Linked DNA regions of Mus musculus: region 1 is linked to region 2. The links are chromatin loops, found by intact Hi-C in ENCODE. Cell type or tissue: heart. All regions are shown on one strand. Links, peaks and the distances in the headings refer to the core of each region. The heading gives the core; the rest is flanking DNA. Region 1 holds the start of Otud3 (OTU domain containing 3). Region 2 overlaps Capzb (capping protein (actin filament) muscle Z-line, beta).

Region 1 (5,374 bases), core at 180-5,179, 340 kb after region 2:
AACATTCTTTCCAAATGGAGCCTCATGAGATTCAGGAAGTGAACAACTTAGGAGTCTCAGGAAGTTTCTGAAGCTGGCAAGACCAGTTTATGGCAGCAGGTGGAGGAGACTCACTGACCTGCTGAGCTGCCTGTAAGCTATCCAGGGAGATCTGGGGATACAGCTTTTCTGAGTTGGGGCATCCAGGCAGGGGCAGGCTTTTGGTGATGTAGCTGCCTTTGGGACATCCCTACTTCAGTAAGTAATTCCTCATTTATACTCTTATAAGTCAGCCCAATAGATGTTGTTGGTTCTCCAACTTGACCTTCAGTGAAATCATTACTTATTATTGATTTTATGGCACAGGGTCTTACTCTAGCTTAGTCTAGGCCAGTAACTCTCTGTAGCCCAGGTTGGCCTCAACATCATGGCTCTCTCCTGCCTTAGCCTCCTTACTGTTGGGGCTCTAAGCATGAGTTCCCATGCTTGCCTAGTGTTCCCAGGTTAGGTATAAAAGACCTCAGTCAGATAGAAGGTTCAAAAGGGAAGGCAGTGACATTATTGTAGAAAGAGGGTGCTTAATATAAAAGGAGCCAGGAGGAGAGAGACATTATCACCGGTGATGATAACCCCAACAAGTGGGCATGGCTTGGGGTAAACAACTCTCCTGGTTTTCCCCAACACTATCAGTTTGAACCAGAAAGTTGTGTGCGTCCCAGAAACAGCTTTAGTCCAGGCAGACCTAGATTGGCCATCCCAGGATGAAATCCCAATTATTGGACTGAAGGGCTCTTTCTGCTTTCTTCTTTGGATTAAAGGGGGAAGGACAGGATTAATGAAATATCTGGGCTCCAGAGTCAGACAGAGCTTTGCTTCTCAGCTGCGTGGCCCTTTCAGCTAGTTAACTTTTGTGGTTGAAGTTCCTGTATTTTGGGAAAAAAAAAAACAAACCAAGTCACATAGAAGCATGTCTCTCAATGAGTGCTCACCATGTCCGTGTGTGCGTGCTCCTGTGTATGCACGTAGATGGAGGCCAGAGTCAGCCTATCCTGCTCTCCACCTTAGTTTTAAAAAAGATTTAGACATTTTTATTTTGTTTATGAGTGTTTTGTCTGCATGTGTGTTGTTTGTATGTATGTGTGTGCATGTATGTATGTGTGTATGTGTGTATGTATGTATGTGTTGTATGTGTGTATATGTGTGTGTGTCTGTGTATGTGTGTGTATATGTGTATGTATGTGTGTATATGTGTATGTATGTGTGTATGTGTGTATATGTGTGTATGTGTGTGTGTGTGTGTGTGGGTGTACCATGTGTATGCAGAGCTTGTGGAGATCAGAAGAGAGGACCAGCTCCCAGCTCCCCTGGAACTGGATTACAGATGGTCATGAAGCACCTTAGCACCTGGGAACTGAATCCAGACCCTCTGTAAGAATCACAAGGGCTCTTAGCCACTGAGCCACCTCTCCAGCCCCACACCTCACCTTTGACAACTTCAACCATGTAAAAAAATGCATTTGATTTTATACACTCTTACTTACTCCGTCCCTCACTCCCAGGAATCTCCATCACCGTCTTGACTTGATATTTTGTGTGGGTAACCATAGGCACAATGAGTTCATGGTCTATCTCATTTCTTGTCACAGGATGTCTTAGTTAGGGTTTTATTGCTGTGAGGGAACATCATCACCGAAAAGGAAGTTGGGGAGGAAATGGCCTATTTGGCTTCCTCAGTTGAGGAAGTGTCTCCATGAGATCTGGCTGTAGAGCTTTTCTTAATTAGTGATCAATGGGGGAGGGCCCAGCCCATTATGGGTGGTGCCATCCCTAAGCGTGTAGTCCTGGGTTCTATAAGAAAGCAGGCTGCGTGTTGTCAATTCCTTTAGGCTCTGCCCAACAGTTACCTAGCAACAGCTTGCGTTTCTCCCTGCCAGGTTTGAAGACCACTGTTAACCATAATCTCTCTCTCTCATATCCCTGACTGGACCCTACCTCTGTTTCTCTCTTCTCTTTCTGTCCTTCTCTGTCCCCCTCCTTTCTCTGCCTCTACTCCTTTTCCAGGTTCCCTTCCCTTCCCTCGATAAACTTCCTTTTGTTCTAGGCCTGTCGTATGGTGGTGAGTCCTCAGAGGAATGGGCCTGCTGAGGTTCTCCTGCCGCCACATTATACTGCCGTTTTATAAAACATAACACTGAGCAAGTCAGGGGAAGCAAGCCAGTAAGCAGCGCCCTCCATGGCCTCTGCATCAGCTCCTGCCTCGGGGGTTTTAGACCTGCTTGAGTTCCTGTCCTGATGGCCTCCAAGGATGGATGCTGATCTTGAAGTGTAAGCCAACTTGTAGCTCACTGATTGGCTAAACTGCCTGGCAGTGAGTGCAGTGGGCTGTCTCTTCCTCCTTAGGGATGGGATCACAGGGGCTCTCTGACAGGCCTACCCTTCTTAAAGTGGGTGATGGAGATCCGAACTCAGGTCGAACCTGGCATATGGAGCAAGCACTTATATGGACTGAGCTATTTCCCTAGCTACTGTAGGCTGAGTTTTTAAAGGGTCTGTGCACGCACGCAGGCGTTTGTAATTGATTGCGGATTAGCGCATTCTAGACAAACATATTCCCTTATCATCCTTTCCTTGTCCTGGAACTCACTCTGTAGACCAGGCTGGCCTCGAACTCAGAAATTCGCCTGCCTCTGCCTCCCAAGTGCTGGGATTAAAGGCGTGCGCCACCAGGCCCGGTCACCCTTTCCTTCTTTTCCGCATTTTTTTGCTCTTGCCTCTCTTCTGACATCCTCAGTCATCCTTGACCTGTCTGGTCCCACTGCGCCTCACTGAGCACTACCCACCACGAGGGGGCAGAAAATAACCAACAAAACAGGTGCTTCTCTAGTCTTCCTATCTTTCTCTATGGTGCCTGCTGGCCCCGCCCCGGGGGCGGAGCTACCACCACGTGACCTGGCTGCCAGGCGACCGCGCCGGCGCAGTGGCCGCGCCGCTGTCGCCAGGCGTCGTCCCCCTGCGCCGCTCCGCCCGGTGGCCGGCTGAGGCTGCGGCCCCGGGCTCTGCGGCTCCGGCTCCGGCTTCGGCTCCTTCCGCGGCGAAGCCGTGTGCCGCCGCAGCCATGTCCCGAAAGCAAGCGGCGAAGAGCCGGCCGGGCAGCGGCGGCCGCAGAGCCGAGGCGGAGCGTAAGCGGGACGAGCGGGCGGCGCGCCGGGCGCTGGCCAAGGAGCGGCGGAACCGGCCCGATCCTGGCGGCAGCGGCTGCGAAGAAGAGTTTGTGAGCTTCGCCAACCAACTGCAGGCCCTGGGGCTGAAGCTGCGGGAGGTGCCGGGGGACGGGTGAGGCGGGCCGGGAGTGCGGGAAGCGGCGCTGGGGATGCGCAGGGCCGGTCGCTGAGGGGGAAGCAAGGGTCAGGCTTGGTGGAACGCTGCGGCAGGGTCCCCCGAGGGTCCGAGCGGGTCTGAGAGGTGACCTCGAGGTGCAGCTGTCATGAAGCCGAATGGGAAAGGACCTAGGTCCCGCTCGGTGTCATGCTGGCCCTCCTGGGTGTCCTCGCCCACTTTTGCACTGGGGTATCGAGGGCGGAGAGCTAAAGGTAGCTTCCACAGAGCTTGCTTCCCACGTTTTGGGTTCCCCAAGTAAAAGGCATGAGAGTCCCGGGCCAGCTGTTTCTGGGAGCCGGATACAAGAGTAGCAGCTGGAAACAGAACGGAGGAAGGCGAGGGGAAGCAACTTAATGGAACGGGGACATGGGTCCAGGAACGTGGGGAGAGAGAAGGAAAAGAATAAAGAAACGGGGAGAGGAACGGGTTAGCAGGTCCGAGGGAGCCTGCCTGCTAGGTGTGTTGTTGCAAGAGGCACTGTTAGTGTGTTCTCCTCTAGGAATGGTCAGGTTGAGCCATGGAAGAATGGAATACAGCTAAGGAGTCTACAAAGGCAGATGTGGCAATGAGACTGGGGGATTTGCCTGGGCTATAGGGTGACAGGGTTTCAAAAAACAAAACCCAACAAAACCAAACCAATCTTTCCCTCTTGAGAAAGTCTCGCTATGTAGTCTTAGGGCTGGCCGGGAATCCCCTGTGTAGACCAGGTTGCCCTTAAACTCATAGCCATCTGCTGGGATTAAAGATGTGTGCCTCTGTCCCACTACATAAAGTATTTTCTTCATTTGATACACTACGCTGAATTTTATTGATCAAGACTCAATAAACTAACCCCATTTGTATCTCCTGCCTTCAGAGCTTCCGGCAAATTGGATAGGTATTTTGTTTAAGTTGCAATTAGAGTTAATTGTATTCAGCTACTGCTTCGAACAGTTCCTGGGTCATAGGAGGCATTCAGCACTTTGTTTTTCAGGGATTAAAAACTGTTAAGGGAGGCCACCTAGCTCCAGTAGAAGTACAAACTGCGGTAGACATCAAACCATCAAGTGAAGCTGGGCGAGGTGGTGTGGGTCTTTAATCCCAGCGCTGGGAGGCAGAGGCAGCGGATCTCTGAGTTTGAGACCAGCCAGGCTTACAAATGGAGCCAGGGTTGTGACACACAGAAACCTGCTCTTGAAAAACAAAACAAAAAGCATCAAAGTTGAATGCCGTGGCCCCAGGTGTGGGCATTCTGCAAATGGTTAGATTGTATCTGTCATACTGAGCAGGGTTTCTCTGTGTCAAAGAAATAGGCTAGGGAAATGGGAACTATGGAGAGATACAGTAGGTTCCCAGGAGGGAGGCATGTGGCAGTAGGTCACTTATAGCTTGGTTTGGGGGCCCTTTTGTATTCTGAAAAATGCTGTGGAATAAGCACACATATGCACTGTATGAGCCACAGCTCAATATTTACCATATTCATAATTTAAAGACAGGAACCCATTAGCCATCTAGCATTGAGATAGTAGCGATACACACACACACACACACACACACACACACACACACACAGAGGCAGGAGATCTTTATGTAGCTCTGGCTGTTCTGGAACTCACTACTATGTAGACCAGTTCAAACTTACAGAGATCAACTTGCCTCTGTGCTGGGATCAAGAGCACTGCGCCATCATGCCCAGTAAGATGTCAGGCTCTTGAGAACTACGGATGAGAGAGTGAGGGTGAAGAAGATAGAGGCCTTGGTTCTGAGCTTGCGGATACCCTGAAGGGGTCTCCAGGCGTTAATACCTCTGGGCTATACTTGGGGAGCAGATCTGGGGGGGGAACAGGTTGGTATGATCTTCATAAGGGACCACGGTGGTGCTATTTTGAGGAAGTGGCTGACATGCCTTGAAGTGCCAAGAAAGACCTTTCCTTCCTCAGCTAGCAGGGCCAGCGACTTCCGTGTGCAAGGTGCCTCTCACAAGAAGCCATGCTGGAGCAGTTCACAAAGGAACAAGAGGAGTTTGCCTCTGTGGGAT
Region 2 (5,374 bases), core at 258-5,257:
CAGCCCTTGCATAAGTGGATGCCTTTCTGTTCGAGTCACTTCTACACTGTTTCCACATCCTGACTTTCTCATCTCAGGGCCTGGGTTTACAGGGACCCCTGCTTCATCTTTTACCAGACAAGGGGCTGCTAACAGAGGGGGCCATGCAGCGCAGGTCCTGTGTCCCTCCCAAAAGCCAGAACTACTAGGACAACCAGGTTCTGATGCTGCATGCTACTGTCTTAGGGCACATCACAGCCTACCATACAAAGTGCCTCTTGCTCCATTGGATGGTCCAACTCTTATACATACACCGCTCCCCAAGGAGAAGCATATACCTCCAGCCAAAGCACGACATGCTTGTTTTCAGAACATGGTTCACGCGCACCTGTGCATTCACCCAACCAACAGGCAAGGTCATTTTCAAAGTTAGCTTTGGTGACATCTCTCTCTATCACCTCTAAGTGCCTGTTTGGATGTTGAACCAGGTATCACAAAGCATGCTTTTTACCTAAGTGCTCCTACCAGGGCACAAAATGGGAAGCTGTTACCTTAATTTACAGATTACAGAGTTAAGACCCAGAATCATTAAGCTGTCCAAGGGTCACACCAACAGCCAGCAGTGAATAGAGAAATCCAACCCTAGGCTAGGTGACTCCCAAACTCCTTCACCCTGTCACTCTGGTCCCTAAGGACAGCGAGCAGTAACGGTACAAAGCTCCTCCCAGCCCCCACTGCAGCTTAGTTATAGCTAGAGCCCTCCACCTGGGACACCCTAGTTGTAGAAGCAAAGTTTCACGGCTTCCATGAGGCAGCCAGGCATGAGGCACTGGCTGAATTTTATGGGCGCGGTGAAATGACCCTGGCACCTTCATGCTGCCCTTCGTGCTGTGGCCTGCCACTAAGAACCCACCTGTGCTACTGGGCTGCTGCTGGGGTCTCCTTACAGATTGTCAAGTCCTGTCTTGAGCCTCCTAGTCCTCTTTGTCTGTCCTCACTGTCTGGGTAGCAATGCTGCCCTCTTCTTCTTCTTTTTTTTCTTAAAAGATTTATTTATTTGTTATATGTAAATACACTGTCGCTGTCTTCAGAGACCCCAGAAGAGGGCATCAGATCTCATTACAGATGGTTGTGAGCCACCATGTGGTTGCTGGAATTTGAACTCAGGACCTTCAGAAGAGCAGTCAGTGCTCTTAACGCTGAGCCATTTCTCTGGCCCCGCTGCCCTTCTCTGTATCTCAATACACCTTGCTGCTTCAGACAGCGGATGCTGAAGGATGCTTGGGAAGACAGATCTCCTTTAGCAGCCAGGCTGGCAAGACGATGCGAGCTGCAAGGAAAGAGGCTCCATTCCTAGCTGGCACAGGAATGTACGTTTGTAATCCTGGCTGTTTAGGAGGCTGAGGGAGAAGAAGGATTTAAGACCATGAATTCCACATCAGTATGACCAGGCCTGGTGGCACAGTCCTAAATATTTGGGAGGCTGAAGCAGGAGGATCCTAAGTTCAAAGACTGGCTGGGTTGTACAGTGAGTTTCAAGCCTACTTGAGTAACTTAAGACCTTGTGTTATGAGAAAACAGACATCCGGGAAGATAGTTCAGTGGTAGAGTGCTTGCCTACTGCACATGAGGTCCTCAATTCAATTCTCAGTGTCTCAAGTTACCAGCAAAACGAACAAATAACACCACTACCAAACCAAAGCCCCAAGCCCAGCCTGAAGAGTCACAGTAATGACAGAAGGACAGAACCAGGCAAACTATGCCAGAGACTAGCCACCCCTAAAGAGCTAATCCCAGACTTCTGCAAGCCCACGCCTCCAAACAACCACAGAAGAACATACACTCAACTGAGCCCTTACCATGGCAGCACACAGTGGAAAACTATGGAGATCGTGCAGGACATAGGATGTGCCCGAGCACACAAGTACCTAGGATGGGTCACAGACAGCTAGTTGGCTCTGCCTGCTCAGGTCCCTAAAAGACAAGTTCTTAAGTTGGGCCATATTTTCAAGTTCTGTTTGCATCAATCCCTCTTCTGATAAAAGACAACCTAGTCTAGAATGACACTGTGCTGTCACTGGAAACAAGTACAGACTATACAGTGTGGCTATACAGTGTGGGAGCAGCTGCCCTAGGCACATGGGGTGTGCGCATGCACATGCGTGTACATTCGTGTACCATGTGTCAGTCCTGCCCCTCATCCTGTCCTCTATCCACCTTCTCAACACTGGACTACTAGCCATCTCCTCTACATGCTAGTTTGTATAAAAACCCTCCCCATTGAGAGTTGGTGCAGAAACTATAGGCTGCTGAGTTAAACTGAATTTTGAGTCACAAGGAAGACGGTTCCAGTTTGACCACCCCTCTAATGTTACACAGGATAGCTGTTTTTAGTTGTTCAATCTAACACTCTGCCATATTCCCCGAGTCTCCTTCAGACCTGTCCCTGACTCCCACTTCTCTCCAGGCATCGTGGAGTTCCACCAATGGACAGCAGAGGACCCTGATTGCTCCTGAACTGGCTGTCCTAATACCAGCAGAGACTCGGGAGACTGTGCCCAGGGAGCCATGAGGGGACCCCAGTCAAGCACCATGTCCCATCAGCTGCTGAGGGTCTCAATCTATGCTTGGGTCCCATGGGAGCAGGCATTGAGGTCTTTTGCCTGAGAGCATGCTGGAAAACAATGGCTCTGTGAGCCAGTCAGTTATCTAAATCTGCGCCTCAGCTCTTCCTGCCCCTGGCTGTGCCACACTCTCGGGGTGTCAGAATCTGCAGTGATCAATGAGCTGAATGACCAGGTCCAAACACCTGAGTCTACTCCGTGCTCCAGCACTGTGAGGAGCAGAGCCAGCATAGACTGTGTTTGGCTGCGCTCCACACTGCCTACGTGACCTACCCCCATCAGCTTTTGTGTGGAACGTCCATCTAACAGCAATGGTGCTGGCCAAACCGGGCTGCTGAGGGTTCAACTTAATTTCCAGTGACTTGGAATAGTAACGCTATACGTCTGTTGGGACAGGCCCTGCCTCCGCCCTGGGCATTCTCACCTGGGTTTGGGTTCAGTCCAAGCACAGCAAAGGCAGCTTTAATGGGAGGCAGGACAGGCACATGTCTGTAGTCCAAACTACCCAGGAGGCTGACTCAGAAGGATCATTTGACTCCACTGAGTTCAAGACCCACAGAGACAACATGGAAAAAACCAGACAACAGTGACGATAAACCATAGAAAAGACGAGTTCTGTCACCATGGGTTCCAATCTATTGCCATCACTCCTTTATCCCCAGGACAGGTTTTCACAGAGACTATTTTTTTCTTTAAGACTATATTCATTCACTCACGCACTCACTCACCCACCCACCCACTCACTCATTCATTTTTTAAGAAAGTGCCCGTGCCATAGTGCAGACACTGAGGTCAGACACCACTTGTGGGAGTTGGTTCTCTCCTTCCACTACGTGGAACCTGGGAATCAAACTCAGGTCTTCAGTCTCGGTGGCAACGCTTTTATGCACTGAGCCATCCTGGTGGCCCAGAGACCTCTACTTTAAAGAAGAGGCACACGGGGCCTGAGAAACAAGCTGACCCAAGTCACACAAGCCAGCGTCTAAGGAAGGGACAGGGACACAGTTCAGCTCGGTTGAGAGGTAAATTGCAGCACTGCTCTTGCCCAAATGGCGTGTTTTCCTACTATCTAACCCAACAGCTGATCGCATGAAAGCGGACACAAATCAGAAGCTTCCGGCCACAGGCAAGGCCGTGTGCGCTGTCATATGGTTCCACTTTGCCTCTTCCTCTTCTCCATTAGTTATTAATGTTGAAAAAAATTGTTCAACCAGAAAAAGAAACTTGAGATGAACCCTTAAAAAAAAAAAAAAGGCACAAAAGCTGGAGTGGTTCAGCTCTCCGGATAATCTAATTCCCGGCGCCCTCGCCTTTCAGAAGTGAACCTTTGGACCTTGATTTTTTTTAAAAAAATGGCCAAATGAACACATTCCATCTTTTGATCTGCCTGCTGGCTGGGAGCCCGCCACCGGAGAGATAAGGATCGAAAGCAGACCCTGTCCACTCGGGTGCACATGCACATGAGTGATGGGGAGCCCGTGGCTGGGGAGCGTCCTGGCTTGCCCCACTCCAGACGAAAGGGTTGGGTGCCAGAGACCTCGATGGCCAGCAGGGGGCTCTGCTTACAACCCGATTCTTCTGTTCTCCCAAGGCCCTGAAGTTATGCTTTTAAGAACTGAAACAATGAAAGCAGCAAGAGTGTCCTAGAGGTGCACATGCCAGCGCTGGAACACAGCACACAACGAGAAATCAGACACAGGTCCCAACTCTGCTCTGCCTCTGTCAGGCTCCTAACCTAGGAACTGGTTTGGAACCATGGAAGAGACTAGAGACAGGAAGACGCACACTAGCAGGACATCTCCAGACTGCCAGAGCAGGAAAGAAACCTGAAGACACTAGGTGAGGCTGGGGCAAGGGGGCCAGCACAAGAATGACAGGAATGGTAAGGAAAACAGGAGGGGGCACCACACAGCTCTGCAGCTAGCAGCCCTGCAAGGCACACAGCAAGACCCAGAAGGCCAAGAAAGCAAGCTGTCCCAACCCAGCTGAGCTGGGAGGACAGGGGAGGAAGGGGACTGAACAGCAGTGTCTGTGTTTACCCACTACCCACTGAGCAGGGCCTGCTCTCTGTGCCCAATCCCAGCACACATAACAGGGTGTGGTCCCAGCTCCTCCAGGCCCCACCTCAGGCCTTCACAGAACATCAGATTCCTAAGCAGAAAGACATACTATAAACCTCATTTGAATACCCTGCCCTGTAGGGTCCTTACTAATACCATTATATGTACCTGTCAAGCGTACCCTTCCCAACTTCAAAATGCTAAGTGAGCCACGAACCTGGCTTTGAGACAGCTGGCAAGATAGTCTTGCTCCTAGATGGCTGCCATAGTGGGCTAGTACTCTGGTGACTGAGGGCCCAGAGCAAATGGAGACGACATGCCCAGCACTGATGCAGAGCTCTGGACAAGCCATGGAGATCCGGCTCCTTATAACAGAAATGAATGGATCAGGACGGGCTTACGTTTTCCAAGGCTGGTAAGTTACACTCATGGTGCACCTTAGTGATTCTGGCTCGGGGAGAGGGGGTGTGGCCCCACACCCTTTTGTCTATCTTCGGGCTCCACCAGCACAGGCAATCGGGAAGCTCTGGCTCAGTTTTAGACCTTGACCATTTCATGGCCAAGGATTAGATAACTTTATCTCTACAGTCACCCAGGACAGGGTTCTCAAAAGCTCACTGCACGCACTCTGTATAAAGCAGTTTCTGTGAGTTACAGACTGTGGAGGCCCTGCCCCTCACCAAGTACAAACTGCACATGCCGAGGGCCAGG

What was found. Hi-C counts contacts between places; a loop is a spot of excess contacts. Peaks named below come from ENCODE experiments on the same cell type or tissue, not always from the same donor. Only the 100,000 strongest peaks of a DNase experiment are listed, where the experiment ranks them.
Region 1: it touches region 2 in a loop (2.1-fold over the local background); 2 of 42 quality-filtered maps call a loop at or near these places.

What each region holds. Positions count from the first base shown.
Region 1 is chr4:138,911,548-138,916,921 of GRCm38, reverse strand. Otud3 (OTU domain containing 3) reads left to right here and starts at 2,954. Exons shown (of 8, transcript NM_028453.2): 1 at 2,954-3,312. The coding sequence starts at 3,095. In heart, for the core only: a CTCF peak has its summit at 2,822 (motif pointing right); DNase peaks (open chromatin) are centred at 2,901 and 3,523; H3K4me3 peaks cover 1,599 bases; H3K27ac peaks cover 1,122 bases.
Region 2 is chr4:139,250,944-139,256,317 of GRCm38, reverse strand. All of the region lies in intron 2 of Capzb (capping protein (actin filament) muscle Z-line, beta), which reads right to left. Among named protein-coding and RNA genes, the nearest start is that of Slc66a1, 57 kb to the left of the region's middle. In heart, for the core only: a CTCF peak has its summit at 2,448; DNase peaks (open chromatin) are centred at 2,867 and 4,137; H3K27ac peaks cover 725 bases.